3 separate regions of the Homo sapiens genome follow, and all the other regions are linked to region 1. The links are chromatin loops, found by intact Hi-C in ENCODE. Cell type or tissue: ovary. All regions are shown on one strand. Links, peaks and the distances in the headings refer to the core of each region. The heading gives the core; the rest is flanking DNA.

Region 1 (10,772 bases), core at 1,387-9,386:
CGCCGCCTCGCTCACACCACACCCCTAATCCCCTCGGTGAGTGCCGCCGCCTCGCTCACACCACACCCCTAATCCCCTCGGTGAGTGCCGCCGCCTCACTCACACCACACCCCTAATCCCCTCGGTGAGTGCCGCCGCCTCACTCACACCACACCCCTAATCCCCTCGGTGAGTGCCGCCGCCTCGCTCACACCACACCCCTAATCCCCTCGGTGAGTGCCGCCGCCTCACTCCTACCACACCCCTAATCCCCTCGGTGAGTGCGGCCGCCTCACTCACACCACACCCCTAATCCCCTCGGTGAGTGCGGCCGCCTCGCTCACACCACACCCCTAATCCCCTCGGTGAGTGCCGCCGCCTCGCTCACACCACACCCCTAATCCCCTCGGTGAGTGCCGCCGCCTCGCTCACACCACACCCCTAATCCCCTCGGTGAGTGCCGCCGCCTCACTCCTACCACACCCCTAATCCCCTCGGTGAGTGCCGCCGCCTCGCTCATACCACACCCCTAATCCCCTCGGTGAGTGCCGCCGCCTCACTCACACCACACCCCTAATCCCCTCGGTGAGTGCCGCCGCCTCGCTCACACCCCTAATCCCCTCGGTGAGTGCCGCCGCCTCGCTCACACCACACCCCTAATCCCCTCGGTGAGTGCCGCCGCCTCGCTCACACCACACCCCTAATCCCCTCGGTGAGTGCCGCCGCCTCGCTCACACCACACCCCTAATCCCCTCGGTGAGTGCCGCCGCCTCGCTCACACCACACCCCTAATCCCCTCGGTGAGTGCCGCCGCCTCGCTCACACCACACCCCTAATCCCCTCGGTGAGTGCCGCCGCCTCGCTCACACCACACCCCTAATCCCCTCGGTGAGTGCCGCCGCCTCGCTCACACCACACCCCTAATCCCCTCGGTGAGTGCCGCCGCCTCGCTCACACCACACCCCTAATCCCCTCGGTGAGTGCCGCCGCCTCGCTCACACCACACCCCTAATCCCCTCGGTGAGTGCCGCCGCCTCGCTCACACCACACCCCTAATCCCCTCGGTGAGTGCCGCCGCCTCGCTCACACCACACCCCTAATCCCCTCGGTGAGTGCCGCCGCCTCGCTCACACCACACCCCTAATCCCCTCGGTGAGTGCCGCCGCCTCGCTCATACCACACCCCTAATCCCCTCGGTGAGTGCCGCCGCCTCGCTCATACCACACCCCTAATCCCCTCGGTGAGTGCCGCCGCCTCGCTCATACCACACCCCTAATCCCCTCGGTGAGTGCCGCCGCCTCGCTCACACCACACCCCTAATCCCCTCGGTGAGTGCCGCCGCCTCGCTCACACCCCCAACCCCCACCCCGCAGCACCTCTTCCCCGATCCCACTGCCTCCACCCCCCACTCCCCTGCCCTGCATGTGGTCTCCAGCTTTGTGTCCGTGGGGGCTGTGGGAGGGGACAGCAGGGGCAGAGGCCACACTCCACAGACTTACACTCAGTGTGGGCAGGGGGTAGGGTGGGAGCGAGGTCACTGCAGCTCCAGCCTGTGTCTGTCTGTCTGCAGGGGGGGCCCTCAGCCTCTTGGCCTTGAACGGGCTGTTCATCTTGATTCACAAACACAACCTGTGAGTGTCACCAGGGGTGCAGGTCTTCTTCCCAGTCTGCCCAGCCCTGCTCCTCTGTCCCCTTCCCACCCTGCCCCACGGGGTCCCCGCTTTCCTCACAGGCCATGGTGTTGGAGTCCCTGGGCGGGAGGAAGGGGCGCCGAGTGAGACCCTGGCCTTGGAGGCCTCAGTTCCCGGGCCCTGCTCCATCCGCTGCTCCTTCCCCCCGGCCCGCAGGGAGTACCCTGACTTCTACCGGAAGCTCTACGGCCTCTTGGACCCCTCTGTCTTTCACGTCAAGTACCGCGCCCGCTTCTTCCACCTGGCTGACCTCTTCCTGTCCTCCTCGTGAGTACCAGGGCACCTGGCTCTGCCCTGCTCTGTGCGGCTGCAGCCTGGGGCCAGGGGAGGGTGGTGGGGGCTAGCAGTCCGGGCCCTGTCTCACAACCACTGCCCTGCCCAGCCACCTCCCCGCCTACCTGGTGGCCGCCTTCGCCAAGCGGCTGGCCCGCCTGGCCCTGACGGCTCCCCCTGAGGCCCTGCTCATGGTCCTGCCTTTCATCTGTAACCTGCTGCGCCGGCACCCTGCCTGCCGGGTCCTCGTGCACCGTCCACACGGCCCTGGTGAGTTGCGGGGCCCTCGGAGGCTGGGCTGGAGCTGGGGCGGGGGTGCCTGGTGCTGTGGACGGCAGACAAGGGCCCACGTCTCATTCCTAGAGTTGGACGCCGACCCCTACGACCCTGGAGAGGAGGACCCAGCCCAGAGCCGGGCCTTGGAGAGCTCCCTGTGGGAGCTTCAGGTGAGGGCGCTGCTGCCACACCCTGGGGCCTCCCGAGCCATCCTTCGGCCCCTCAGAAAGCCCAGCTCCCCGTGCCACCTCCCGCATAGCCTCATGTTGCGTCCCCAGCTGGCCACCTGGGTTTGTGGGTGCTGGGTGCTTGGCCTTCTCACGTGGCTCCGTCCCGACCCCGCCCACTCTGGTTGGGAGCACAGGGAGGCCATGGCTGGGGGCACAGGGCGGGGGCCTGGGGCAGCTGCCTCTTAACGGCCCTACTGCCCCAGGCCCTCCAGCGCCACTACCACCCTGAGGTGTCCAAAGCCGCCAGCGTCATCAACCAGGCCCTGTCCATGCCTGAGGTCAGCATCGCGCCACTGCTGGAGCTCACGGCCTACGAGGTGCGGAACTGGGCCAGGGTGCGAGGGTCTGGGCCACGGGGCGCTGAGCCAAGCCTGAGAGCCGCCGTGCTTTGTGCTTTGCAGATCTTTGAGCGGGACCTGAAGAAGAAGGGGCCCGAGCCGGTGCCACTGGAGTTTATCCCAGCCCAGGGCCTGCTGGGACGGCCGGGTGAACTCTGTGCCCAGCACTTCACGCTCAGCTGACCCTGGCCCACCTGTGAATAAATCTCAGCTGACCCCAGCCCACCTGTGAATAAATGTTTTTGCAGGAGAAAGGCTCAGGGAGTGTGGACTGGGGCGGCTGGATGCCTCTGCCAGGCCGAGGGCCTCACATCTGCCTGAGCCCACCAGGCACATGGCAAAGCGAGGCCCCTGCCGACTCCACAGCCTGGGAGGGGATGGTGGGGAACCTGAGGCGTGGTCTTTCCCAGGGCCTCCGGCCCACCAGTGTCACCGGTCACCCAGCCTCCCTCATCCCCTGGCCCCAGTGACCTCCCTGTTGGCAGAGCTCGGGGCCTCTGCTGAGGTTACACTCCAGACACCTGGGAGGGAGCAGGGTTGGGGGGGTTCTCTCTGCCTGGGTCAGTTGTGGTGGGAGGTGTATGGTGGTGTAGACGGGTATGGTGTGTGTGGGAGTGAGGGGAGGTGGTGTGAGTGGGGGGTCAGTGTGACTGGGGGGAGTTTGGTTGTGAGTGGGGGTGTTGGTGTGAGGGGAGAGTTGGTGTGAATGGGGGGGTGGTGTGTGTGGGGGGTGGGTTAGGATTAGTGTGAATGGGAGGTTGGTTTGAGTGGGGGGTGTTGGTGTCAGTGGGGGGTTGGTGTGAGTCGGGGGTTCCTGTGAGTGTCAGCATCCCACGCTGGCTGTGTCCTGCCGATCTGGCCTTCGTTCTGGGAGCCCCGCGAGGCCCCGGGTGGATGCCGCGTGGAGTTCTGGGTGGATGGTGCGTAGAATTCCGGGTGGGTGCTGTGTAGAGGCCCCGGGTGGATACTGCGTAGAGTTCCGGGTAGATGCTGCGTAGAGTTACAGGCAGTGCCTGGGCCCCTCTGGAGTTCCCTGCCCCCACCCCCGTGGGAGGCCCTGGTCCAGCTGCAGTGGAGTTTCCCCCGCTGTGGGAGGCGCTGGTCCGGCTGCAGCACAGCCTTGTTATCGGGGTGTTTATTTTTAGGGAACCAAATTTATACCAAACAAACTAGGTTTTCTGTCTACACAGTGACCCCCAGTTTCCTTTTGACAGTCTGCTTATTCGAGGACAGGGTGGGATGGGGCACTGGAACAGAGCTTGGTGCGCGTGGGTGTGGCTGGGGAGGGCGGGGAGTGCCTTGGCCGTGGCTTGGGGGTGTCACCCTGCCGGCCCAGCATTGGCCGGGACCCTCCGTGTGCCCAGCGGGGTTTTGGGGGGCAGAGTGATGGTGGAGATGTTGCCTCTGCTCCCAGCATCCCCCTGGCTGCTTCCCTCTGCCCCAGCGGGCTCCTCAAGTGAACTGGCTCCTGCCCCAGGGCCTTTGCACCAGCCACAGCTGTGGCCTCTGCCGCTTTTCCCTGTGTTGCCCTGGTTTGAACGTCCCGTCCCCGTCCCCCCGGGAGGCCTTCCCTGGTACCCCGTGCGTGGTAGTCCTGCACAGGCGCCCCTCCTTCCCCACTCTTCATGCTGTCCCGCCCGAGCCCTCTCAGCACTCCCGCTGCAGCAGGGCAGACAGGGCCCGTCCTCTTGCTGTGTCCCAGGCAGCCTGTCACACCGGGTACGCTCCAGAGCCCTGGCCCCCCTCCCCGCCCTCCTTGGGCTCCTGGGGCAGGGCTGGGCCTAGGTGCTGGCATCCTGAGCTCATGCGGCCACCAGAGGCCGCTGCAGCCTTGCCCAGGCCTGCAGCGCCCGAGCTGCCCTGCTAGGTTTCACCTCGCCGGGGTCTGCAGTATTTCCTGCTCGGATTCAGCCAGGGCCTCCCTCCTGACATCACGGAGGGTTTGTGCTGGGCTGTTAGGCGGATCTCGGATGATGGGCGAGGCCAGGAGGAGAGTGAAAGCGCCTCCGAGTCAGCCAGGCTTGGATTCTGTCGTCAGAGGGGCTCTGTGTCTAGCAACCTCCACGTAACCGTGTTCGGTCCTCTGCTCCCTGTGTTCCCCGCATGAGCCGGGCATGAACAGGGACCTCCTTCACCGCCTGAGGTCCCCTCTCCCTGGCTGGTGACCCCCATCTCTGAGAGCACGGGGACGTCCCCTGTGCTGTGGAGGAGCGTGTGCTCTCCGAGATCCAGGTGCTGCCCCCGAGGAGCGCATGCCCTCTGAAATACAGGTGTTGCCGCCATCCCCGAGAGCACGGGGACGTCCCCTGTGCTGTGGAGGAGCGCCTGCCCTCCCAGATCCAGGTGCTGCCCACCAGGCGGTGTTAGGAGTGCCTCGTCCGCAAGGGCGCCATCCTTGTTAATGGGATTCAGGCCTTTGTAAAAGTGGATTCTTCACGTGGTGCTGAGCCGGCTGCTCTCTGGCCTTTGGCCTCCTGTCAGGTTGGGCGCAGCCAGGAGGCCCTCGCTAGAGGCTGGTGCCTTCATCCTGGACTTCCCGGCCTGCGGAACTGGAGAGAAGACAGTGTCACTTTTTAGAAGTTACCTGCTCTCAGGTAACCTGTAACAGTGGTGCAGACGGACTGAGACACCGTCAGTTCCAGAATCTTAGAGAAATTCCAGGGGCCCCTTCAATCACCTATGAGGCCAATACCCAGCCGGCACCTGCGTGTACCCGGCGGTGTCCTCACTGCACACGGAGAACAGCGCCGCACCAGTGGGGCCTCTCTCCCCCTGTGCTTCCCCCGCTCCCTCTCTGTCTTGTCTCTCCCTCTCCTCCCGTCCCCCGATTCCGGGTCTCCCTTCAGGAAATGAACGCGGCTGCCGGACAGTGAAGTCACAGCTACATCCGTAATGAGGGATAGCTGAAGAGCTGTGGAGCGCGCGTTCCGGCGATAAGGGACGCTGGAGCGTTTAATTGGCGTTGAGGAAATCAGCTGCGGAGAATCAGCAGTCGTTTCCCGAGCGTCGGTCGTGCTGGGAGCTGTGGCGAAGGCCCCGGCGGTAAGCGATTCCCGCTGGACAGCGAGGAGCGTGTCCGTTCCCTGCGGTGTCTGGGTCTTCCCCCACTGGGGCCAGCAGCCCACGGTGAAGGCCATGCCGGTCTCCAACGGCGCGGGCTCCACTCCCGGCTGGGAGGGTGGCACGGCCCCAGGCCTCAGTTGTCCCATCTGCAGAGTGTGCTGCCAGGGTCTATGCTCAGAAAGTGACTTCAGAACGTAGCGGTGTGGAACTGCAGCAGCACTGATTTCGCTCGTGAACCTGCAGTGTGGACTTGGTGGGGACGGCTCGCCTGCACTCCGGGTGGCAGGAGGTAGAGTTGGGTGTTGGGGGCTGGGGTCGTTAGAGCTCACCATGCAACATGACACACACCGCTACATACACACCACTACACACACTAGATACACCACTACACACACCACTACACACACTACACACACCACTACACACACACACTACACACACTACACCACTACACACACCACTACACACACTACACGCACACAGTACACACACCACTACACACACTACACGCACACAGTACACACACCACTACACACACTACACACACCACTACACACACACACCACTACACACACTAGATACACCACTACACACACCACTACTCACACTACACGCACAGTACACACACCACTACACACTACATACAAACCACTACACACACTACACACACACACCACTACACGCACACACTACACACACCACTACACACACACTACATACACCACTACACACACCACTACACATACTACACACACAGTACACACACCACTACACACTACATACAAACCACTACACACACTACACACACACACCACTACACGCACACTACACACACCACTACATATACCACTACACACACCACTACACACACACTACATACAAACCACTACACACACCACTACACACTACATACCACTACACACACCACTACACACACTACACGCACACACTACACACACCACTACACACACACACTGCATACACCACTACACACACACCGCTACACACTACACGCACACAGTACACACACCACTACACACACACTACATACAAACCACTACACGCACACTACACACACCACACACACACCACACACACCATTACACACACTACACTACACACACCACTACACACACACCACTGCATACACACTACATACACCACTACACACACTACACACACTACACACACTACACACACAACCACTACACACACACTACACGCACACACTACACACACAACCACTACACGTACCACTACACACTACACACAACCACTACACACACCACTACACACACACCACTACATACACCACTACACACACCACTACACACACCACTACACACACTACACGCACAGTACACACACTACACACACAACATACAAACCACTACACACACTACACACACCACTACACACACACTACACACACCACTACACACACACACTACACACACTACACACACACCACTACACACCACTGCATACACACCACTGCATACACCACTACACACACCACTACACGCCACTACACACTACACACACCACTACACACAACACACAACCACTACACACACACTACACACACCACTACACGCACACACTACACACACCACTACACACACTACACACAACCACTACACACACCACTACACACGCACCACTACACACACGCACCACTACACACTACACACACACCACTACACACACACCATTACACACTACACACACCACTATGCACACACATACACACCACTACACACACATTACGCTACACACACACTACACACACTACAGGCACACACTACACCACTACACACACACTACACACATTACACACACTACACACTCCACTATGCACACACTACACATACACCACTACACACACACCATTACACACACTACACACACCACTACACGCACACACTACACACACCACTACACACACACAGCATTACACACACTACACACACCACTACACGCACACACCATTACACACACACTACACACACCACTGCACACACTACACATACACACCACTACACACACCATTACACACACACTACAAACACCACTACACACACACTACACACACACCACTACACTACACACACCACTATGCACACTACATACACACACCACTACACTCACACACCATTACACACACACTACACACACCACTACACACCACTACACACACACCATTACACACACACTACACACACCACTACACACCACTACACACACACCATTACACACACACTACACACACCACTACACACCACTATGCACACACTACACACACACCATTACACACACACTACACACACCACTACACACACACTACACACACACACCACTATGCACACACTACACATACACACCACTACACACACACCATTACACACACACTACACACACCACTACACACACATTACACTACACACACCACTACACACTACACACACACCACTATGTACACACTACACATACACACCACTACACACACCATTAGACACCACTACACACACACTACACACCACTACACACTACACACACACCACTATGCACACACTACACATACCACTACACACACACCATTACACACACACTACACACACTACACACTACACACACACCACTACACACTACACACACCACTATGCACACACTACACATACACGCCACTACACACACCACTACACACACGCAACACACACCACTATGCACACACCACTACACACACTACACACACCACTACACTACACACACACCACTATGCACACTACACATACACACCACTACACACACACACCATTACACTACACACACCACTACACATCACTACACCCACACCATTACACACACACTACACACACACTACACACACACTATGCACACTACACATACATACCACTACACGCACACACCATTACACACACACTACGCACACGACTACACACACTACACACACACTACTACACACACTACACACATCACTATGCACACACTATACATACAGACCACTACACACTACACACACACACCACTACACACACTACACACACACACCACTATGCACACACTACACATACACACCACTACACACACACCATTACACACACACTACACACACCACTACACACACACTACACACACACACACCACTACACGCACACCACTACATACACCACTACGTACACACACCACTACATGCACACACCACTACACACACACACCATTACACACACACACCACTACATGCGCACACACACACGCGCACACGCAGGCCCTGGGCCCCCACCCACCTTCCTCAGCGCCCTCCCTGCACGTGTGACGCGGTGGCCCCCAAAATGCCTCTGACCCTGCCTGGTCTTCCTAGATGTTCTGCACCAGCTTTGCTGGTGTTTTCAGGGTGCCTACGGGGACCCCTCATCCCGCAGCCTTCACAGGGGGTGGGGTTCACTCCTCGGATCTCACGGGGGCTAACGTGTCCCCCGGAAAGAGATGTCCCCGTCCTGGCCCCCAGCATCGGCGAGTGGACCTTATTTGGAAATAGGGTCTTTGCAGATTAAGGAGCCAGCTGAGATCATCCTGCATTCAGGGTGGGCCATCAGTCCGGTGGCCGGTGTCCTAGTCAGAGGCGTGAAGAGGAGGGCGGAGGCCGGAACTATCCATCGGCTCCGAGGGTGGAGCAGGGGCCTCTGGGAGCTGGAAAAGGCAGGAATGGGTCCTCCCTGAGTCTCTGAGGGCCCCGCCTGCCCACACCTGCCCATATTTGCCCCAACCTGCCCACACCTGCCTCAGGACAGCATCTCGGTCTCCTGGCTGCCAGACTGTGATGAAGATGCATGGTTCTAGGCCACTGGCTTGTGGTGACTTGTTGCATCAGCTGTGGGGAGCTCACACGGTAGCGCCTGTCTTGGGGGGTGCTGGGCGGGTGACCTTCAGGAGACCCCTGGGGCCCCGCTGCCCTCCCAATGCCTCCAGTCCCAGTGTCTCTGTGGTGGCATCCTGTGCTGAGGATGGTGCCTCGCGGAGCCTCCACTGCCCCTGTGTGCTCCGCACCACGTCTGTCTCGATGGCGCCCCTCGAAGACCTCGGGAAGCTCCCCGTTCGCTGTGGCCCCCCGGGGTCTGTCCCCTGCAGCACTGTTCTCTGGGGGCTCGTGGTCCGAGTTCTGATACTGCAGGTGGCAGGTCCCCTGAAGGCATAGTCAGAGGCTTTGCTCTGGGCTGGCATGGAGGTATGGGCGTGGCGGGGTGTGGCTGGGCGTGGAGGGGCATGGAGGTGTGGGCAGGGCATGGAGATGTGGGCGGGGCTGGGCGTGGAAGGGCGGGGTGTGGAGGTGTGGGCGGGTTGGGCACCTCTGGGGGTTCTGGGAAGACTCGTTGCTGACTTCTTTGGGCTCCAGAGTCTGCTGTGCTCCTGGGCTCTGGCATGGTCCCTTGCTTGTCACCCCGACCTCTGCTGCTGCGGCCACTGCTCCCTCTGCCTCTCCTGCCTCCATCCTGTAAGGACCATGTGATGAACTGGGCCGGGGTCATCCAGGAGGACCCCCTGCTAGACCCTCAGCCGGTCTCACCTGCAGAGTCTCTTCTGCCCCGTGGGGGACACAGCCACGGGCTCTGGGGAATGAGATGTGAACAGATGGGGCTGGCAGCAGGTGTGATTGGACCTGGGACTGAAACAGCATTGTTCTCTTCTCGCCTCTCTCGGCCCCTTTTCCTTCTTTCATTCGTTTCCCCAGAGCTTGGGCAGTGCTCACGTGGGTGTCTAGGCAGCCGCCCATGCCCACGCTGGGCGAGCCCTCTTCACCCCAGCTGGGGAGTGCTCTGCCAGGTCCACCCTGCTCCCAGCTCTGCTCAGCATGCTGGCCGATTGCTGTCTGGGCCACTCAGGCACGTGACAGTGTCGGGGAA
Region 2 (8,493 bases), core at 494-8,493, 470 kb after region 1:
ACAGAGTTAGTTTGAAAGCAATCTAAATTCCTTCTTTGGATAGCCTAGACATTTCTCCTGGCCATAAGAAGGGGTGATGCCCTGACACATGCTACAATGTGGATGAACCTTGAAAACATGCTCAGTGAATGAAGCCAGACAGAAAAGGCATTAACCCAGAAACAAATATTGCATTTCCTTGATATGAAATATCCAGAACAGGCAAGTCCATTCACTGAGACAGAAAAGCGACCAGTGGTTGCCAGGGCATGGGAGGAGTGTGGAACGGGTCGTGACTGCTTAATGGATGGGAGTTTTATTTTGGGGTGGGGAAAGTGTTTGGGGACGAAACAGAGGCGGTGGTGGTTGCACAATGTTGTGAATGTCACTGAATTGTTTACTTTAAAATAGTTAATTACATGCTATGCTGATTTTATCATAATAAACTATTTTAAAATTATTTTGTGAAAAACTGTGATGCTTGGGATTTGCTTCAAAATAATGTGGGTGGGGTGGAGGTTCGAAAAGTTACCAAAAAAAAAAAAAAAGAAAGAAAGAAAGAAAGAAAACTCTGGCTTGCAAAGAAGAAAACGGATCGGCCGTGGATCCCTCTCCAGCTCGAGGGCTGGAGCTGCGGCGGAGGCAGGAGCTGGAAGCGAGGCGTCTGCTGGCAAAGGCGGGAGTGCAGGTTGCGCTCGAAGCCCCGGCAGCCGCGGCAGGAACCGGCCTGGACGGGGTGGGGGGCGCCGCGGAGGCCGGCGGGACTTCCCATGTCTTTCTCCTCGAGCTCGGAAAAAGTTCCCACCCGGGGAATCCCGACCCTCCAACTTCGAGACCGCCGGTTCCGCGCTCGGCCCCCACCTGGACCAAGAGCTGGGGCTGGGCTGCCGCGCCCCCGGCTCTGTCCCCGCGAGGCCCCGCTCCCAGCCCCACCTGGGACACCCGGGACTCCCGGGACACCTGCGGGGCGGGGCGGGGCCGGGGCGAGGCGGGGCGGGCTCGAGGCCGCACCCCGGAGGCGGAGCCGCGAGCTACCCGCCCGCCGCGCGCCCCCCGCTCTCGGTGCGCAGCGGGGCCGACCCTCAGCCCTGCAGCGCCTTCCTGGAGGTGGGGGCCGCCCGCGCCATGGCCGCCGCCCAGCCCAAGTACCCCGCCGGGGCGACCGCCCGGCGCCTGGCCCGGGGCTGCTGGTCCGCCCTCTGGGACTACGAGACGCCCAAGGTGATCGTGGTGAGGAACCGGCGCCTGGGGGTCCTGTACCGCGCCGTGCAGCTGCTCATCCTGCTCTACTTCGTGTGGTGCGCGGGGCGCGGGGTGCGGGGCGCGGGGTGCGGGGCGCAGGGGAGGGGCTGGGATTGGGGGCGCTGGGCTGGAGGCGCGGGGCTGGGGCTGGGGCTGGGACCGGGGGCGCGGGGCAGGGGCTGGGGCTGGGACCGGGGGCGCGGGGCAGGGGCTGGGATTGGGGGCGCGGGGCAGGGGCTGGGACTGGGGGCGTGGGGCAGGGGCTGGGACTCGGGGTGCTGGGCTGGAGGCGCGGGGCTGGGGCTGGGACCAGGGGCGCGGGGCAGGGGCTGGGGCTGGGACCGGGGGCGCGGGGCAGGGGCTGGGGCTGGGACCGAGGGCGCGGGGCAGGCCCCAAGAGCCCCGCAGAGCGGACCCGGGTCGCGGGAGGGCCCCTGCCGTGCCTGCGGGCGGGACTCAGCCTTCCCAGGGTCGCCTCCGGAGCCGGCGCCGCCCCTGCCCGCAGGTACGTATTCATCGTGCAGAAAAGCTACCAGGAGAGCGAGACGGGCCCCGAGAGCTCCATCATCACCAAGGTCAAGGGGATCACCACGTCCGAGCACAAAGTGTGGGACGTGGAGGAGTACGTGAAGCCCCCCGAGGTGCGGGCCGCCCCCTGCCCCCCGCCCCGCCGTGCACCCTACCCTAGTGGGCGGAGGGGGCAGCGGCTGCCGCCTGGCCGACCGCCCCCTCTTTCTGAGCCCAGGGGGGCAGCGTGTTCAGCATCATCACCAGGGTCGAGGCCACCCACTCCCAGACCCAGGGAACCTGCCCCGAGGTGAGGGGATCCCGCGGCGCTGGGGGACCCCGCCTCAGCTAGGCGGGCCAGCTGTCCCTTGCGGGGTCCCTGACTGGGCCGCCTCCACCCTAGAGCATAAGGGTCCACAACGCCACCTGCCTCTCCGACGCCGACTGCGTGGCTGGGGAGCTGGACATGCTGGGAAACGGTCGGTGTGCGCCAGCTGGGGCTGGGCGGGTGGGGCAGGGCTGCGTCCCCGCTAATGCCTCAGTGACCTCTGCCTCCCAGGCCTGAGGACTGGGCGCTGTGTGCCCTATTACCAGGGGCCCTCCAAGACCTGCGAGGTGTTCGGCTGGTGCCCGGTGGAAGATGGGGCCTCTGTCAGGTGCACCTGCGCCCCGGCCTGGGGCCCAGCCTCCCCTCTGATCCTTTTCCCCTGACCAGAGGCCAAACGGGCGGGGCAGGAGTGACAAGATCTGGGGAGGGGTGGGGGCCAATGCCAGGCGGGGGCTTTGCGGGAAGAGGGGACTAAACAACCCTTCTGTGCCTCCTCAGCCAATTTCTGGGTACGATGGCCCCAAATTTCACCATCCTCATCAAGAACAGCATCCACTACCCCAAATTCCACTTCTCCAAGTAAGAGCCGCGGGGTGTGGTGACGGCCCAGCCTGAGGGCTGCCTTCTGGGAATGGGGTATTTGGGGTGCAGGTCTCGCCTCCTGCCGCCTCCTCAGGGGCAACATCGCCGACCGCACAGACGGGTACCTGAAGCGCTGCACGTTCCACGAGGCCTCCGACCTCTACTGCCCCATCTTCAAGCTGGGCTTTATCGTGGAGAAGGCTGGGGAGAGCTTCACAGAGCTCGCACACAAGGCAGGGCAAGCGCAGGCAGGGTGGGGCCAGGGTGGGCTCCCACCTGCACAGAGAGGGCCTGGGGTACAGGGGACCAGTCCCTCCTCCCTCCTGACCAGCTGGCCCCGCTCAGGCAGAGGAAAAGAAATGCGATCAGCGCAACCCATCCGGTGTGGCGCTTGCTGAATTATTGACACTGGCCATGGGGCTGGCTGCTGGCACCCCTTGTGCCTCAGACACTGGACGCCCACCAGTACCCCTGAGCTGCCCCATGGGCCCCTCAGTGCACACCTCACATGCAGCCTGGGACTGACCCGGGCTCTCGAGGGGCCTCTCGTGTGCCCTTGTGACCCCCTTCCCTGGCCTGGGACTGACCCGGGCTCTCGAGGGGCCTCTCGTGTGCCCTCCTGACCCCCTTCTCTGGCTCCTTCTTGGCAGGGTGGTGTCATCGGGGTCATTATCAACTGGGACTGTGACCTGGACCTGCCTGCATCGGAGTGCAACCCCAAGTACTCCTTCCGGAGGCTTGACCCCAAGCACGTGCCTGCCTCGTCAGGCTACAACTTCAGGTGCTGTACTTGGGACACCGCTGTCCACACTGGCATAGCTGTGGTGGGGTCCCGAGAGGCCCAATGCCTGTGGGGCAGCCCTGGAGTGCAGAGGACGAGTGGGCACTGGCGTTCCCATTGCAGGTTTGCCAAATACTACAAGATCAATGGCACCACCACCCGCACGCTCATCAAGGCCTACGGGATCCGCATTGACGTCATTGTGCATGGACAGGTGCCTGCACCTGCTGGGGGTGGGTGGCCAGCCCTGCTAGCCTGGGTCTGAGCTCCTCACGCCCCACCCCTCCCTTAAGCCCCATCAGACGCCGTCAGACATTCTGACCACGACCCCCATTCTCCCCAGGCCGGGAAGTTCAGCCTGATTCCCACCATTATTAATCTGGCCACAGCTCTGACTTCCGTCGGGGTGGTAAGGAACCCTCTCTGGGGTCCCAGCGGGTGCGGGGGGTCCACCAGGCCCTTACACACCGGTCTCTGCTGGCCCCAGGGCTCCTTCCTGTGCGACTGGATCTTGCTAACATTCATGAACAAAAACAAGGTCTACAGCCATAAGAAATTTGACAAGGTGTGTACGCCGAGCCACCCCTCAGGTAGCTGGCCTGTGACCCTTGCCCGTGTATTGGGCCAGGCCCCTCCCGAACCCGGCCACCGCTCCGAGGACCAGCACCCCAGCCCTCCATCAGGCCAGGAGGGCCAACAAGGGGCAGAGTGTGGCCCAGCCTTCCCGCCCCTGCGGCCTTGCCCCATCTCTGCCCCTTCTGAGCAGATGGTGGACACTCCTGCCTCCGAGCCTGCCCAAGCCTCCACACCCACAGACCCCAAAGGTTTGGCTCAACTCTGAGCTCCTTTCCATCTCACTGGACTGCAGACCCGGCCTGGTGGGGCCAGAGAGTCCCCAGCTAGGGACCTGCACGTGGACGTGGGCACCTCAGTAGCGGAGCATCTCCACGAAACGGGGCACCACAGGATCCCTGTGCAAGGGCTGGGGGCACGCTCTGGCCCCAGGCTTGTGCCCCACCCTGGCATACAGCCCCTGACACCTCCTCCCCAGCTGGTCCCTACAGGGCTGCTCACTTCCCATCACCTCTCACAGCCACCTGGAACCCAAGCCAGCTGAGCTCTGAGGGGCTCTGCTCCCGGTCTTGGGCCCTGGGAACCCCACCCCACCCCACCCCACAGGCGTTGTAACCTTGAATCTGCCCAGACTCTTCCCTTAGAAGTCACAACATACTCAGTCCAATAAACCTGTGAGCAGAACCTTCTGGCCTCGTTCCTTGGGGAGGAGCATCGTGAGCCTGTCAATATGGGATGTCAGGCCCTGTCGGCCTGGAGCTGGGCTGCACGGTGACCTCTGTCTGGGTCATCTCCCCTCTAAGCAGCCTGCGAGGTGTGCAGGGCACATGTCTGCCTGCCCCATGACACATGGTCCCCACAGCCAGCCAGGCCACGGTCAGGTCTGCCCAGGCTGGGAGTGCACTGGGACCCAGGCCACCTCCTCAGTGCACTTGCTTCTGACAGGGCCACCCCAGACTCCAAACCAAAGCTGGCTCATCTCAAAATGTGGGAGGACAGCATGACTCAGGAAGAGAGAAATAGGAGGGAGGCCGGGACAGCTGCACACAAGGAAAACGAAAGCTCAGACTACAGCAGTGCTCAGACCAGTGTTCATTCCTACTCCATGGGAGGGGGCAGGAATGCCGAGATGGGAAGTCAGGCCAGGCGGGGGTGGAAGGACACCAGCCCGGGAGCCAGCACTAACTGCATCAGGGCCTGGGGGTAATCTGGTTACTGCATCCTCAGATGCTGCAGTGGTTAGACTGGTGCCCACTGGGTGGGGGGAGGAGCCCAGAACAGCGTCATGATGTCACCTGTGCCAGTGACAGATGACATCCTGCCTCTGAAGGGAAACCCAGTCTCAGGAGAGCAACACCACGCCCAAAGGTCAAAGAGCGGAGAAGGGCGGGTAAGACGACCCTGGTCTGACCCTAAAGCCTGAGTTTGGAGGTCTCAGCACAACTCCAGAGTCCTCATCCCAGCGCTGTGTTCAGGTGGCGAGAACATGTCTTCCGTGGGCCCCATTTCCCTTGACTGTGGCCTCCCAGCCTCGGGCATCGGCCTCAGGTCACCCCACGGCCTGCACATGCTGTGTGGCTCACAAATATCCAGCTCATTTTTGGAGAAACTGGCTCTTCTGGTTGAGCCGCTGCTTGGGAACCAGGGCCAGAGCTTCCCGTTTCTGACCCCTCCACCACTACTCAAATGCCCGCAGCTAGCCTCACAGTGAACCCAGGCTGACTGGCGCCCACGGCTGCACCGGGCGACCCCTGGTCCTGCTAGGTGGCCTTCCTGGGGGACGAGCGGCTGTCCCCTGGCCCCATCACTCCTCATTCCTGAGGGTTCTCCAGATTCGCTTCCAGGAATGAAGCCTAGTCAGCCAGCCTCCCTCCTCCCCTGCTTGCCCTAATTTGATTTGATCTCCACTCTGGAGGCCTCAGCACTCCTCCATCTGAGCAGGCATCAGGTTTCTCCAGGCAGGCGGCCCCAGCAGCATCCAGGGGCCAAACACGTGCCCAGTGGTACCCAGTCCCCGATCTGAGGCGCTCTGCACAAATACACAGTGACAACCTAGAGAAACTTCAGTATGAAATACAAATAAAAACAAAGTGTAGCAGCGATGGCCTCAGACAGTAGATGGCAGGGACAAACTAAGGCTGGCTCTGGGCCAAAGACACGAGCCTCCTGGGGAGCCTGTGGGGCCCCCTCCCTCCTGTGAGGCTCTCGTCTGGGGTGTCTGCATTTCTGATTTACATTTCATACTTGTTTGGTGCCCTGTGAAATTGGCCTTTCTTCTTTCTGCTTCCAGCTGGTCCTGTGTGGAGGTGAAGGACAAGGGCTGCAGTGAGCCAAAAGTGAGGTGCACAGAGGTCTTGTTTTCCTGAGGCTGATAGAGGGTTCCCTCTAGACCCGGCTCCAAATAAGCAGGGCTCACAAGCCAAAATCCAGATTCTCACGGGTTAGGGTCTGGATTCCTGGGGAAACCAGCCCACAAACTGCTCCTGTGAGGCTGTGGGGCCAGCCCATTTCTCCATGCAAACAGGTGAGACTCCAGCCCCACCAGGGCCTTGGGAACCCGTCTCGTCTCAGAGCCCAATCTCAGGGAGCCAGAAGCCCCCAGGGGCTTTTCCTCCCTCTGGGAGGCAGGACAAAGAACTAGGGGCACCTAGAGGACGCTCCCACCCCACCAGGTGTGGTGCAGGAAGCAACAGAGGCCTGGAAAAGCATTCACTGCGTGAGAAACGGCGCCCAGGGCACTCGCAGCCTCGCTCACGGCCTGCTTCTTCAGGTGCTCTGGCGAGGCCAGGGCCACATCCTGCTCCCGCTCCCTCCTGTGACGTCTGAGCTCCCTGAAAATGGTTTTCTTTGGTTTCCTCCCCGTTCCCTGGCCTGGGGTCACAGGTTTGGACAGTCAGGGTGGTCAGTGGTCTGGTCACTGGAAGCACGGGGATGTGGCCTTGGCATCAGGAGGCCTGGCACGGACGCAGAGGCACCCGGGGCCCGGGGCTGGCTAATGGCCCAGCTGTGGGTTCTTCTGCAGCAGCCACTCCAGGGTCTCCAGGAGGTACGACATGCCGTAGTGCTGGGCAATGTTCCGGAATATTCCGATCTGTTCCATGAAGACCTGCAGGAATAAACAGGCACAGTGAGACCCCAGTCCACTCAGAGAGGAGGCCAAGGAGGCCAGGCTGAGCCGAGGCAGATGAGGGAGAGCCCACCTGGGTGTGGATGGTGAGGGCGAAGTCTCCCGCGCAGCTGCAGTACACAGGCATGCTGGTCTCCTTCACCCCGCGGCACTTCAGGCAGACCTGAAAGGGAGCAGCCCCGATGGGCGCCAGCCCTCCCGCGCTGGCCAGACCTGCCTGCTGCTTCTTCACAGGCTCGCGAGACACATTCGTGGGCCCATCAGTAAGCCTCGAGCCCCTGCTGTGTGCAGCCAGCCCTCGGTTATGAGTAAAATGCACGACCTCATCCCACGGTGCCAGCGCCTTCCCTACACCCACCCTCGCTGTGGATGTTCCACCCCAGATGCCCAGTCCTGAGGCCTCCTCCAGGCCCTGCTCACTCCCTCCATCCTGCAGGCCTGAACGCCGTGCACCACCACACGGCAGCTTGGCGCGTCCCCCAGCCTCTGCTCAGATGCCCCTCGGCAAGACCTTCCTGTGGCCGAGCTGTGCAACTCCCTCTTCCTCCTTTCCTTCTCTTCACACTTGGGAGTGTCTGCCTCCTTCCGCTAGAACGAAGCACCCACAAGGCCAGCTCTTGACCCAAGGCAGGTGCTCAACCAGTGTGGACAGAACAGTCCATCAGGCTCAGGGCATGGACTGGTCTGCAGGGCAGGCCCCTTGGAAGACACCAGGGCGTGCCTCAGGACCTGCACACACCCCGGCTCCCGGGAGTGCACAGAAACCCCCCTGTGGACTCCAGGGCACACGGGCAGGCGGCATGCACGACTCACCAGGTCCTGCAGGGTGAAGGCCATCAGCTTCTTCTGTAGAACTTCCACCAGCGTCATCTCGATGGCAGAGGAGTCGTAGGGCGCCTGACAGTTGGAGCAGAGCCACTGAGGCAGGACCGCCCCATCCTAGGCAGAGCAAGAGTGCGAGAGGTCACCAGCCCAGCCTCCAGACCACAGTGCCATGGGCAGGATCTCAGGAGAGGAAGGGGCTGTGAGAAGCGCCTGGTGACGGGCGAGTCTCCTGAGTGCAGCTGCACGCACTCTGGCCTCCCACCTGCACTTGAGCCCTTCCTAGGACAACATTCCGAACATGGTGTGGGGAGGCCTGGGAAGGGGCCTGTTGCCAATCCATGTGAGTCAGAGGGGCAGCAGGTGTGACCCACAGAGCTGGAGCTGCAGAAGCCCTCAAGACACCGCAGTGCCCTCGGATGTTCTGCTCCACAGTGAAGGGCCCGCTGGAGCTCAGCCGCACCTCTGAGAAGGAAGAGTCTTTACACAGGTCCAGGTCGCGGCAGAAGTTACAGCTGCGGCAGATGACCTCAGGAAGCACGTAGGAGCGGC
Region 3 (10,772 bases), core at 1,081-9,080, 450 kb after region 1:
TCACGTGTCTCCTGTGCTTTTTGACGCCAGCTGGGACTTCCCGGTCACGGTGAGTAGGACGGGCAGCGGGCATGACTTTCCTTGCTCCTGTCTTTGGTGGGGACGTTCCTAATGCTTCCAGGAAAGTATGATGCTTGCTGTAGGTGTATGCGGAAGAGTTTAATATTCAATTACTAGATTTTCTTCAATGTTAGCTTTTGTTTTTGTTTTTGTTTTCTTTTTGACACGGAATCTCACTCTGTTGCCCAGGCTGGAGTGCAATGGTGCGATCTCAGCTCACTGCAACCTCCACCTCCTGGGTTCAAGCGATTCTCCTGCCTCAGCCTCCCAAGTAGCTGGGATTACAGGCGCCCACCACCACGCCCGTCTAATTTTTGTATTTTTAGTACAGACGGGGTTTTGCCATGTTGGCCAGGATGATCTCAAATTCCTGACCTCAGTTGATCCACCCGCCTCAGCCTCCCAAAGTGCTGGGATTACAGGCATGAGCCACTGCACCTAGTGATGTTAGCTTATTTTATTTATTTATTTATTTATTTTTTGAGATGAAGTCTTGTTCTACTGCCCAGGCTGAAGTGCAGTGGTGCAATCTCAGCTCACCACAACCTCCGCCTCCCGGGTTCAAGTGATTCTCCTTCCTCAGCCTTCCGAGTAGCTGGGACTACAAGCATGTACCACCATGCTTGGCTAATTTTTGTATTTTTAGTAGAGACGGGGTTTCACTATGTTGGCCAGGCTGGTCTCGAACTCCTGACCTCGTGATCTGCCTGTCTCGGCCTCCCAAAGTGCTGGGATTACAGGTGTGAGCCACTGCGCCTGGCCTGTTTATAATTTTTAAATCTTCCTTTTTTCTGTGGCTTTTTTACCTGTCACATTTCTAATGCTGATTGCTATTTCTTTTGTCAATTCAACGCTTGTCTACCTTGTTCTATTTGGTGAAAAACAAATTTGGGGTTTTCTCTTCTTCTCCCCCCACTCTCTCTGTCTCTCTCTTTGTGTCTCTGTCCTTGTATGTCTCTGTCTCTGTGTCTCTTTGTGTGTCTCTGTCTCTATGTCTCTTTGTGTGTCTCTGTCTCTGTCCTCTGTCTCTGCGTGTCTCTGTGTCTCTGTCTCTGTGTCTCTCCTCTGTCTCTGTGTATCTCTGTCTCCATGTGTCTGTCTCTGTGTCTCTCCTTCTCTCTGTGTCCCTGTGTCTCTCCTTGTCTCTGTGTGTCCCTGTCTCTGTGTCTCTTTGTCTCTGTCTCTCCTTCTGTCTCTGTGTATCTCTGTCTCTCTGTCTCTGTGTCTCTTCTGTCTCTGTCTCTCCATCTCTGTCTCTGTGTATCTCTGTCTCTGTCTTTGTGTGTCTCTGTCTCTCCTTCTCTGACTGTCTCTCCTTCTCTGTCTCTGCCTCTCCTTCTCTGTCTCTGTGTCTCTCCTTCTCTCTGTGTATCTCTCTGTGTCTCTGTCTCTGTGTCTCTCCTTCTCTGTCTCTGTCCATCCTGCCATCGCACCGTCTACTGAAGTGCTCACTACGCGCCCCGCCTCCTCTCCGCGCGCCCCTCCTCTCCGCGCGCCCCTCCTCCTCTCCGCTCGCCCCTCCTCTCCGCGCGCCCCTGCTCCTCTCCGCGCGCCCCGCCTCCTCTCCGCGCGCCCCTCCTCCTCTCCGCGCGCCCCTCCTCCTCTCCGCTCGCCCCTCCTCTCCGCGCGCCCCTCCTCCTCTCCGCTCGCCCCTCCTCTCCGCTCGCCCCTCCTCTCCGCCCGCCCCTCCTCCTCTCCGCGCGCCCCTCCTCCTCTCCGCTCGCCCCTCCTCTCCGCTCGCCCCTCCTCTCCGCGCGCCCCTGCTCCTCTCCGCGCGCCCCTGCTCCTCTCCGCGCGCCCCTCCTCCTCTCCGCGCGCCCCTCCTCTCCGCGCGCCCCTCCTCCTCTCCGCTCGCCCCTCCTCTCCGCGCGCCCCTCCTCTCCGCGCGCCCCTGCTCCTCTCCGCGCGCCCCTCCTCCTCTCCGCGCGCCCCTCCTCCTCTCCGCGCGCCCCTCCTCTCCGCGCGCCCCGCCTCCTCTCCGCGCGCCCCCTCCTCTCCGCGCGCCCCTCCTCCTCTCCGCGCGCCCCCTCCTCTCCGCGCGTCCCCTCCTCTCCGCGCGCCCCTGCTCCTCTCCGCGCGCCCCTCCTCTCCGCTCGCCCCTCCTCTCCGCTCGCCCCTCCTCTCCGCGCGCCCCTCCTCTCCGCTCGCCCCTCCTCTCCGCGCGCCCCTGCTCCTCTCCGCGCGCCCCTCCTCTCCACCCACAGTCAGGATGCAGGAGGTTTCCAAGTTTGCATCCTCACTGTTGCTCTTCCTGCTCTGAGAAACCCTCCTAGCGACCAGGCTGACTGGCCTCCTCTGCTGTGAGTGAGGGTCCTGGCCTCCTGGCGTCCCTACGGTGGCCACAGCCCTCACAGTCGCTTCCTCACCTGGGCCCAGACCGCGGGCTCTCGGGACCCTTCACGGCTGAACCTCCACTGGGCAGCTGTGCGGAGACCGAGTTTCCTCCTGCAATTGCAGACTTCCATCTCCCCCGGCAGACATTACACACCAGCAAGCGCCCGCCTTCCCCCACCGCGTTATTAAAGCCACAAAGCACTTTACACGTTCCCTGGAGCTGATGGCCCCTCCGGGGACTAGAGCACTGTGCGGGGGGGCTTCATCTTGAAAAAAAATGCAAAAATTAGCCGGGCGTAGTGGCCCGCGCCTGTAATCCCAGCTACTCGGGAGGCTGAGGCAGGAGAATCGCTTGAACACAGGAGGCAGAGGTTGCAGTGAGCCGAGATCGCGCCATTGCACTCCAGCCTGGGCAACAGAGCGAGACTCTGTCTCAAAAAAAAAAAAAAAAGAAAGAAAGAAAGAAAGAAAAAGAAAAAAGAAAAAACAACCGGAAAACCAAACCAACACAACTTGTTCTTTTTTTTTTTTTTTTTTTTTGAGATGGAGTCTCCTTCTGTCGCCCAGGCTGGAGTGCAGTGGCGTGATCTCGGCTCACTGCAACCTCTGCCTCCCGGGTTCACACCATTCTCCCACCTCAACCTCCTGAGTAGCTGGGACTACAGGCGCCCGCCACCATGCCCAGCTAATTTTGTTTTTGTATTTTTAGTAGAGATGGAGTTTCACTGTGTTAGCCAGGATGGTCTCCATCTCCTGACCTTGTGATCCGCCCACCTCGGCCTCCCAAAGTGTTGGGATTACAGACATGAGCCACCACGCCCGGCCCTTTCTTTTCAGACAAGTTCCTGCTCTGTTGCCCAGGCTGGAGGGCAGTGATGCAATCACAGCTCACTGCAGCCTCGACCTCCTGGACTCAAGTGATCCTCCTGCCTCAGCCTCCCTAGTAGCTGGGACCACAAGCATGCACCACCACACCCAGCTAAGTTTTGTATTTTTTGTAGAGATGGAATCTTGGTATGTTGCCAAAGGTGGTCTCAAACCCCTGGGCTCAAGCAGTCCTCCTACCTCAGCCTCCCGAAGTGCTGGGAGCCACACTTCTTCCAGATGCTTTCAAGTTTGATGGGTTATGTTTACCTATTCTGTTCTGTCTTTTAAAAATTATCATTTTGTTAGAACTTGAGGATGAGTGGTCAAAATAACAACGATCACGTTGCGGCGTATCTGGCTTGTTCTCACTGTTAGGGTGGAAGCAACGGTTTCTCAGGATTTCGCTACAAGGATCGTCTCAGCCTTCTTGGACTGCCGTGCGGAACACCACACACCCAGCAGCTAAAATAATGACATTGAGATCCGGGTGCCAGCAGGACAAGCTCCATGAGGGCCCCCCTCTGGGTTGCAGGCAGCTGCCTTCCCAGGGCGTCCTCCCCCGGCAGGTGGGCATGGCAGGGCAGGGGGAGCTGGCACGCTCGGCTCTGTTGTCTCTTTTTTCTCACAGTGCGTGACTGTTTACCACCATGGTCACCTGGAGCCTCTTATTACAAGGGCGTGAATTCCCTTCTCGTAAGGCCCCTCACGGCCTCATCAAAACCTCAGTCACCTCCCAGAACCCCACTCCAGTCCCGTCACGCTGAGGCTCAGGGCCTGAACCCATGAATGCGAGGACACGATCAGTCCACAGCAAGGCTGTGTCCCTGAGGAGCAGGGGCGGACCCTGGCCACACTCTGGCCAGGCAGCGGCCGGGAGAGGGGGCCCATGCGGAAGGAACAGCCAGGCAGAGGCCGGGAGAGGGCGCCCATGTGGAAGGAACGGACAGGCGCACTCAGAAGCGGTGGCGTCTGACGCCCTTTCACGATGTTGTTTCGTTTTGTAATTTTCTTAGACTTCCAAATTCATAGTGAAGTTGACCCAACATGACAACAAACAGGATTCGAGGGGTTTGGACAGATGGGGGGATCATCGGTATCCTGGGGCCGGCAGCCTCACACTGATAGATGGTTCTGGAACTGCCCACCGGCAGCCCCTCTGCCATGGGTGGGTGCAGCGGGGGCTTCCCGGTTCAGTGGCTCCCCTGGCCGCGTAGACCCAGAGGTGCTTCCCTCTAGCGCACAGTGCTGCTGGCCCCGCTGTGGGCCCCCGGCCTCAACCCAGAGAGCTTCTCCAAATCAGTGGCTGTGGCCCCACCGTCTCCCGAGCGCCAGGCAGGGAACCCCTTCTGCATCCACCCTGGGGGCTGCCTGCTGGGCTCACTTTGCTCCTCCTGGAACCAGCGCACAACCCCTCACCGTAGACGCCCCTGTCCCCATGTTGGTGTGGCGTCTGCCGCCAACTGACTCTGACAAACACACGGTTGATGTTTCTGTGAAGTTTGGGAAAATAAGATCTTTTCACTGTACTGGGTCAAGACCTGTCCCTACTCGGCACGGCCCCCGTGTGCTTCCGGTATCTCTGCGGGAGGAGGAGCGCCAAGCAGCCGGGAGCTACCTGTGGGGAAGGTGAGTTGAGGAAGCTTTTCCCTGGTGTTGCTGGGCTCACCCCCGTGGGAATGGGCCCCGCGCCATGGCTCACTTCCATGGGGACGGCCCCCATTCCCTGGGTCACCCCCGTGAGGACGGCCCCCGAGCCCTGGCTCGCCCCCGTGGGGTCGGTCCCCACTCCCTGGCTCACCCCCATGGGGTCGGCCCCCACTCCCTGGCTCACCCCCGTGGGGTCGGCCCCCGAGCCCTGGCTCACCTCTGTGGGGACAGCCTGCAAACCTCAGCTCACCCACATAGGGATGGCCCCCGTGCTGGGCTCACCCATCTGACATCAACATGAAGGTAGGAGCCTGATGGTGTCTCCGACGTGTCCTGCTGGCATTGGGCAATCCTGTTTGAAGATTCCGGATCTAGACACTGGGGTGTGGGACGGCTTCAGACAGGTAGAGGTATGCGTGGAAAATTCAGTTCTCAGCAGCTTCTAATCAGGATGGAGGTTTGTTTTGACTTCTTATGGGAATCGCGTGATGGAGGCTGTGTCTGTCGCCCACACACGCCCAGGGAGGTTCACACCTGAGCAACTTGTATCCACAGAAAACATCGCTCAGCCCCATCCGTGGGAAGACTAAGTTGATTTTCCATTCTCCCATAGAAAACGTTACCAAATTGCCGTTTTGTAAACGTGATCCAAGGCTGTGCAGTCAGGAACTTTAGGGTAAAAAACGTGCTGTGCGATTCTGTGTGTGACGCCGCCTGTGTGAGCCTCCGATTCTGTGTGTGACGCCGCCTGTGTGAGCCTCCGATTCTGTGTGTGACGCCGCCTGTGTGAGCCTCCGATTCTGTGTGTGACGCCGCCTGTGTGAGCCTCCGATTCTGTGTGTGACGCCGCCTGTGTGAGCCTCTGATTCTGTGTGTGACGCCGCCTGTGTGAGCCTCCGATTCTGTGTGTGACGCCGCCTGTGTGAGCCTCCGATTCTGTGTGTGATGCTGCCTATGTGAGCTTCCTACACTCATGGTGTGCTGGGTCTTTCACCGTAAGTATGTTCAGTTTTAGGCCTAACACTGTGTTCATAATGTCATATGACTTTTCTTAAGGAAGTCGCCAAAACTATGTAACTTCAGGCTGTGCAGAGTTGACCGCGGCCAGGTGTTCCTGCCCCTGCAGGTCTCTCCTGGGGGAGCCTCAGATGGTCCGGCAGTCACAGAGATGGAAATCGTTTATGATTAGTTAGGAAAGGAAGACCCACGTGCCAGGGAAGGACTCGGGAACAAGACAAAAACAAATACACAGCAGCCCAGGCTGAAAACGGCAGGGATGGGGTGGGCTGGGGATGGAGGCATTTCCGGGAAGGTCAGGCAGATGGAATCAGAAACCGAACGAGGCAGAGAGACCCGCCCCCAGCCGCGCAGAGCCCAGTGCTGCCCTGGGGAGTCAGCGGCCAGAAGAGTTCTCGGCCTGAACCAGGGATCCTCCGAGGGGAGGGGAGGTGACCATGGAAGCTCAGCCAGGGCCTGGGGAAGGGGAAGGGGCCTGGGCTTGCGTCCCGGACGCGGGTGCCTATGTGCTGAGGACTGCCCGTGCCAGGGACAGGGAGGGAGCGATTTTTACCTGCGGTGACCACACGGGCTTGCACCCCTTTATTTGACGCCCCTGCAGTGTGGGGAGGTGACAGCAAACCCGATACTCTGGCCCTGGCCTCGCCTCCCACAGCATGGCCTGTGCCTCCCCAGGCTTCCCAGAAGGCCGCTCTGGCACGGACCCAGCCGACGCCACCTCTCTGTGACCTCCAGGTTTCCTTCAGATTTTATGCTTTTATTATTCAAAACACAGAAGGGGTGAGACACGGCTGCTCAGTCGGCCAGGAGCCTTTATTGATGTTTAACAATCAGGCTACACCCCAGTGCCTGGGATTTGTTCTCACAGACACTTCGCGCCACCAGGCTGGTCACAGCCTTTCAGTTCCCACAGATTTTCAGAGCCCCAGAAACAGCAGCACAAACCGTAAGGGAAGCTTCCGCTGGAACCAGCCCCCGCGCAACGCGGTCCTGCGTGAACATCCCAGGGCCCAGGCCGGTCCCTCGCGCCCAGGTTCGAGCTCACATCACTGAAGGAGAAGCCAAAGCTGAGGAAACGTGCAGGGGACGGGCCTCGAAGCGGCCGCGGAAGGAGGACGGGAACCCGGGGCCACAGCATCTCCCGGCACCAGCCTCGTGGGGGTCGGGACAGCACCCAGAGGCCGACGCCCACGCTCAGCTCGCGAGAGGGACGCCCACGAGCCGCGCCAGGCGCCCGGAGCTGCTCCCAGCGCCCACGAGGGCGCCTGGTGGTACCCGAGGGCGCCTGGTGGTACCCGAGGGCTGTGAACAAACCTCACCTCTGGGTGCCACGACCCTTTCACCCCAGACGGGAGCTCTGGGCTCCAGCAAACACGCACTTGCGCCCCCACCGCGTTTGCGCCGCTGGCGACCTGGCCCCCTCCCCTGGCCCCAGGGCTCAGCAGAGCGGGAGCCTGCACCGAGCACGGCTTGTCCCATGGATTTCCCGTCAGGAAAAGCCACAGCAGAGGTCGGGGGAGGGAGGGGAGAAGCCAGGACCCTCCTCCTCCAGGGCTGGTGAGGCTGTTCCCTCTCCGGCCTGAAGACGTCCAACCCCAGCTCCCACGGGGGATGGTCCTGGGTCCCCCTCCCCGCGGCTCCGCAGGCTCTGACGGTCTCTGACCGGGCACCCGTGCCCTGCGGGGCCTGGTGGGCTCAGTGCCAGCCCAGGAGCCTTCTCTGCGGCCCCCACCTTATGAGATGGGCGGTGAAGCGCCGGCCTCTCCCAGCAGGGGTGCCTGGGTGCTCAGAGCCCACCTCTCACAGCCGCGGTCCCGGTCCAGTTGCTGTGTTTCTGTGCGACTTCCCTGTGGCGGCCAAGGGAGGGCCTGGAGGCTGAGCCCCCGCCCGGGACTTACCAGGGGCAGGCACTGGGCCAGGATCCCGGTCCGGGGAATGCAGCGGAAGGGGCTGTACTCCCTCAGCTGGATGCAGCACTGGCTGTGACACTCCTGATGGCTGCTGCAGAAGTCGCCGTTGGGCTGGGGAGGCAGCCAGGCAGCAGTCGTGGAGAGGGGCTGTCTCCGGCTACCCCTGCTCCATCTGCCCCGGGTGCCCGCAGCTCACCTTGCGCCAGGGCACACACTGCAGGAAGACGCTTTGGGGCGTGCACAACTCCTGCGGGCTGTTGTTGCGGACGCAGCAGCTGCTCTGGCACTCTGAGTCGTGCGAGCATCTGTACCCATTGGGCTATGGGACAGGAGACGCGTCATCCCTGCACCCACCATCCACTCCCTGGCTCTTCAGGGGCAGGTAGGAGGGGGCCACAGGCAGTCTCGCTCCTCCACCCCCGCCCCTGCACGCACCTCACCTTCCTCCAGGGCAGGCACTGCAGGAAGATGGTCTTAGGGGTGCAGAGCGTGTGTGGGGCCAGGCTGTTGATGGTACAGCAGTTGCTCTGGCACTCCTCGTGTCTCCTGCATGGCTCCCCGATGCCCTGAAACACCACTCACCAGCTCGCTCACCTGTTCCTGGGCAGGGCCTGCAGACTCAGCACTCAGGAAAGGCCTGCCCTCTCCTTGGCTCCCCTGTGTCACCATCCTTCAAACTTGGGTTTCCTGAGAAGTTTCTGGAACAAACCCAGACTGCCGTGGTTCTGGCAGGTCAGTGCTGGGGGCCCGGGGCTGAGAAAGGGAATGTCTACTGTGAGCCACGTGGAAGAGGGTAAACCAAGGCACTGAGGGCAAGGATGCAGCAGCAGAGCATGGGTGAAGCTCTCAGGCCAGCCCAGTGCCTGGCATTTTACAGGAGAAGAAACAGGCTCAGGGAAGGCGAGCAAGGTGCCCAGGATTGCACAGCTGGCAGAGGTGAGCTGAGAGCCAGGCCTCCCCCCTGCACCACGGCTTGTAGCCACCCCCCACCCACACACACGCAAGGTGCTGCTGTGTGCGCGACCTCTGGTCTTGTTTGCTCAGAGTGTTGTGGATGAGGCTATGTCTATTGACGTTACTGGATTCCACCCTAAAACTGAGAGAATTTTAAGATAAAAACAGTAATCCCATTGCATGTTAACATAAATAACAACTTTTTATTAAAAGTGGGTATATTTTCTGGCCAGGCGCAGTGGCTCATGCCTGTAATCCCAGCACTTTGGGAGGGTGAGGCCGGTGGATCACCTGAGGTCAGGAGTTTGAGAACAGCCTCGTCAACATGGTGAAACCCCATCTCTACCAAAAATGCAAAATTTAGCCAGGCGTGGTGGCGCGCGCCTGTAATCCCAGCTACTCGGGAGGCAGAGGCAGGAGAATCGCCTGAACCCAGAAGGTGAAGGTTGCAGTGAGCTGAGATCGTGCCACTGCACTCCAGCCTGGGCGACAGAGCGAGGCTTCATCTCTCTCTCTCTCTCTCTCTTACACACACACGCACACAATTTAAAAAGTAATAAAATAAAAAAGAAAAATGGGTATATTTTCAAAAACAGAAGTGCACACTGGTGCAGCTCCCATGTGGCCCCGCTCTCTCCTGCCTGGTTGACGGTGGCCGTGGTGGCCCCAGGGCTGCTCCTGGTGCTGGGGTCGCCGTCCCATAGCCTCAAGTGTGCTTGGGCAGCACAGCCGGGCGTGTGGCCAGGAGAGCGAGTGCAGCCTCAGGGAGGGTTTCATCCAGGAAGGCGCTTTGTGTCCCTTTGAGACCCTCCTGACGGAAAGTGGCAGCCCTCGCGGGTGGGGACTGCAAGGGCCTCAGGGGCGCCCGGCACCCACCTTATGGCGCGTGTGGGGCCTGCAGGGGCATCAGGGGTGCCCGGCACCCACCTTATGGGACAGGTTCAACTTCTTCTGTGGCCCATACCCTGCCATGGACCCCAGCAGCAGCAGCAGCAGCAGCAGTAGCAGCAGCGTCCACCCCGGGCCGGCCATCGGGTGTGTGGACCTGCAGAGACCCAGGATTGTGTGGGAGTGTGTCCACGCCAGCCTTGTCCTGCCTGGCACCTGGTGCTGGCCTCCCCACTCCCTTCCCATCCCTTCCCGATCCTTTCTCTTGCAAGACAGACTTTTAAAAACTTAATGGACTTTATTTTCTAAAGCAGTTTTATGCTTACAAAAAAAGTGCAGAAAATATAATTCTCATATGCCACCTTCTTTCCCCTGCCTCAGTTTCCCCTATTATAAACATGCTGCACTCGTGTGACACATCTGTCCACCATTGATAGACCCACAGGGACGTGCCATCATCACCCGGAGTCCACAGCTCAGCCGGTGTGTGCCTGCTGCGGGTTTGGGTGAGTGCGTTCTCATAACTGCCATTTCAGTATCCTGCAAAGCCGATCCGATGCCCTAAACATCCCCGTGCCCCGTCTATTCGCTCCTCCCTCCCCAGCTGCTGACAGCCACCGAGCTTTTCACTGTCAGCTTGGTTTTGCCTTCTCCAGAATCCCGTTTGGTTGGAATCGGTCTGTAGCCTTTTCGGGTTGGCTTATTTCACTAAGTGCCATTTAAGGTTCCTCTGTGGCTTTTCGTGGCATAATGACTCATTTCTTTTTAGCACTGCATGGAAAATGGATTTTTTTTAACACATCGAGGCAAAACGTGAAAAATGGATTTTGAAGAAGACTTTTCCCAGCGGACAGTGGTTCCCCTGATGAATTTGAACGTGAGCACCTGCTGTGAGCGGGAGCGGGGGCCTCAGCCTGGGGTCCCTCCTGGAGGGGCCCTTGCTGCCCAGCCCCGCAGCAGTGCGGGCATCAGATGAAGCAGCGGCATTGCCCTGCGTGTGGTCAGCGGCCAAGCTATGCTCATTGTGAGCCCCATGCCCGGACGGCGCTGCCCCCACCACAGCGACCGGCCCAGTACAGGGTGGATGACAGGAAC

Evidence for each region. Hi-C counts contacts between places; a loop is a spot of excess contacts. Peaks named below come from ENCODE experiments on the same cell type or tissue, not always from the same donor. Only the 100,000 strongest peaks of a DNase experiment are listed, where the experiment ranks them.
Region 2: it touches region 1 in a loop (2.7-fold over the local background); 61 of 110 quality-filtered maps call a loop at or near these places.
Region 3: a loop joins it to region 1, with 4 times the contacts of the local background. A loop is called at or near these places in 63 of 110 quality-filtered maps.

What each region holds. Positions count from the first base shown.
Region 1 is chr12:132,149,432-132,160,203 of GRCh38, forward strand. NOC4L (nucleolar complex associated 4 homolog) reads left to right here. Exons shown (of 15, transcript NM_024078.3): 10 at 1,550-1,610; 11 at 1,827-1,937; 12 at 2,053-2,213; 13 at 2,307-2,389; 14 at 2,653-2,766; 15 at 2,851-3,037. The coding sequence ends at 2,970. Among named protein-coding and RNA genes, the nearest start is that of NOC4L, 10 kb to the left of the region's middle. RefSeq lists an enhancer at 4,845-5,345. In ovary, for the core only: a CTCF peak has its summit at 4,601 (motif pointing right); DNase peaks (open chromatin) are centred at 1,690 and 4,588; H3K4me3 peaks cover 286 bases.
Region 2 is chr12:132,617,713-132,626,205 of GRCh38, forward strand. P2RX2 (purinergic receptor P2X 2) reads left to right here and starts at 1,064. Exons shown (of 11, transcript NM_170682.4): 1 at 1,064-1,277; 2 at 1,727-1,862; 3 at 1,967-2,038; 4 at 2,132-2,207; 5 at 2,288-2,384; 6 at 2,555-2,635; 7 at 2,733-2,871; 8 at 3,289-3,419; 9 at 3,543-3,633; 10 at 3,763-3,828; 11 at 3,907-4,676. The coding sequence starts at 1,105. The coding sequence ends at 4,260. POLE (DNA polymerase epsilon, catalytic subunit) reads right to left here. Exons shown (of 49, transcript NM_006231.4): 46 at 8,405-8,493; 47 at 7,933-8,058; 48 at 7,193-7,282; 49 at 6,050-7,098. The coding sequence ends at 6,985. In ovary, for the core only: no CTCF peak of the experiment used is centred there; a DNase peak (open chromatin) is centred at 5,049; H3K27ac peaks cover 1,078 bases; H3K27me3 peaks cover 251 bases.
Region 3 is chr12:132,596,431-132,607,202 of GRCh38, forward strand. LRCOL1 (leucine rich colipase like 1) reads right to left here. Exons shown (of 6, transcript NM_001195520.2): 2 at 9,717-9,834; 3 at 8,276-8,401; 4 at 8,032-8,154; 5 at 7,824-7,946; 6 at 6,721-6,974. The coding sequence starts at 9,821. The coding sequence ends at 6,972. It overlaps LOC105370094 (a long non-coding RNA gene), which reads left to right. Exons shown (of 3, transcript XR_001749425.2): 1 at 1-49; 2 at 3,637-4,887; 3 at 5,167-5,358. Among named protein-coding and RNA genes, the nearest start is that of LRCOL1, 8.8 kb to the right of the region's middle. RefSeq lists enhancers at 4,501-5,036, 5,037-5,571, 7,201-7,827. In ovary, for the core only: a CTCF peak has its summit at 4,220 (motif pointing right); DNase peaks (open chromatin) are centred at 1,721, 2,501, 4,171, 7,771 and 7 weaker places; H3K4me3 peaks cover 1,886 bases; H3K27ac peaks cover 952 bases.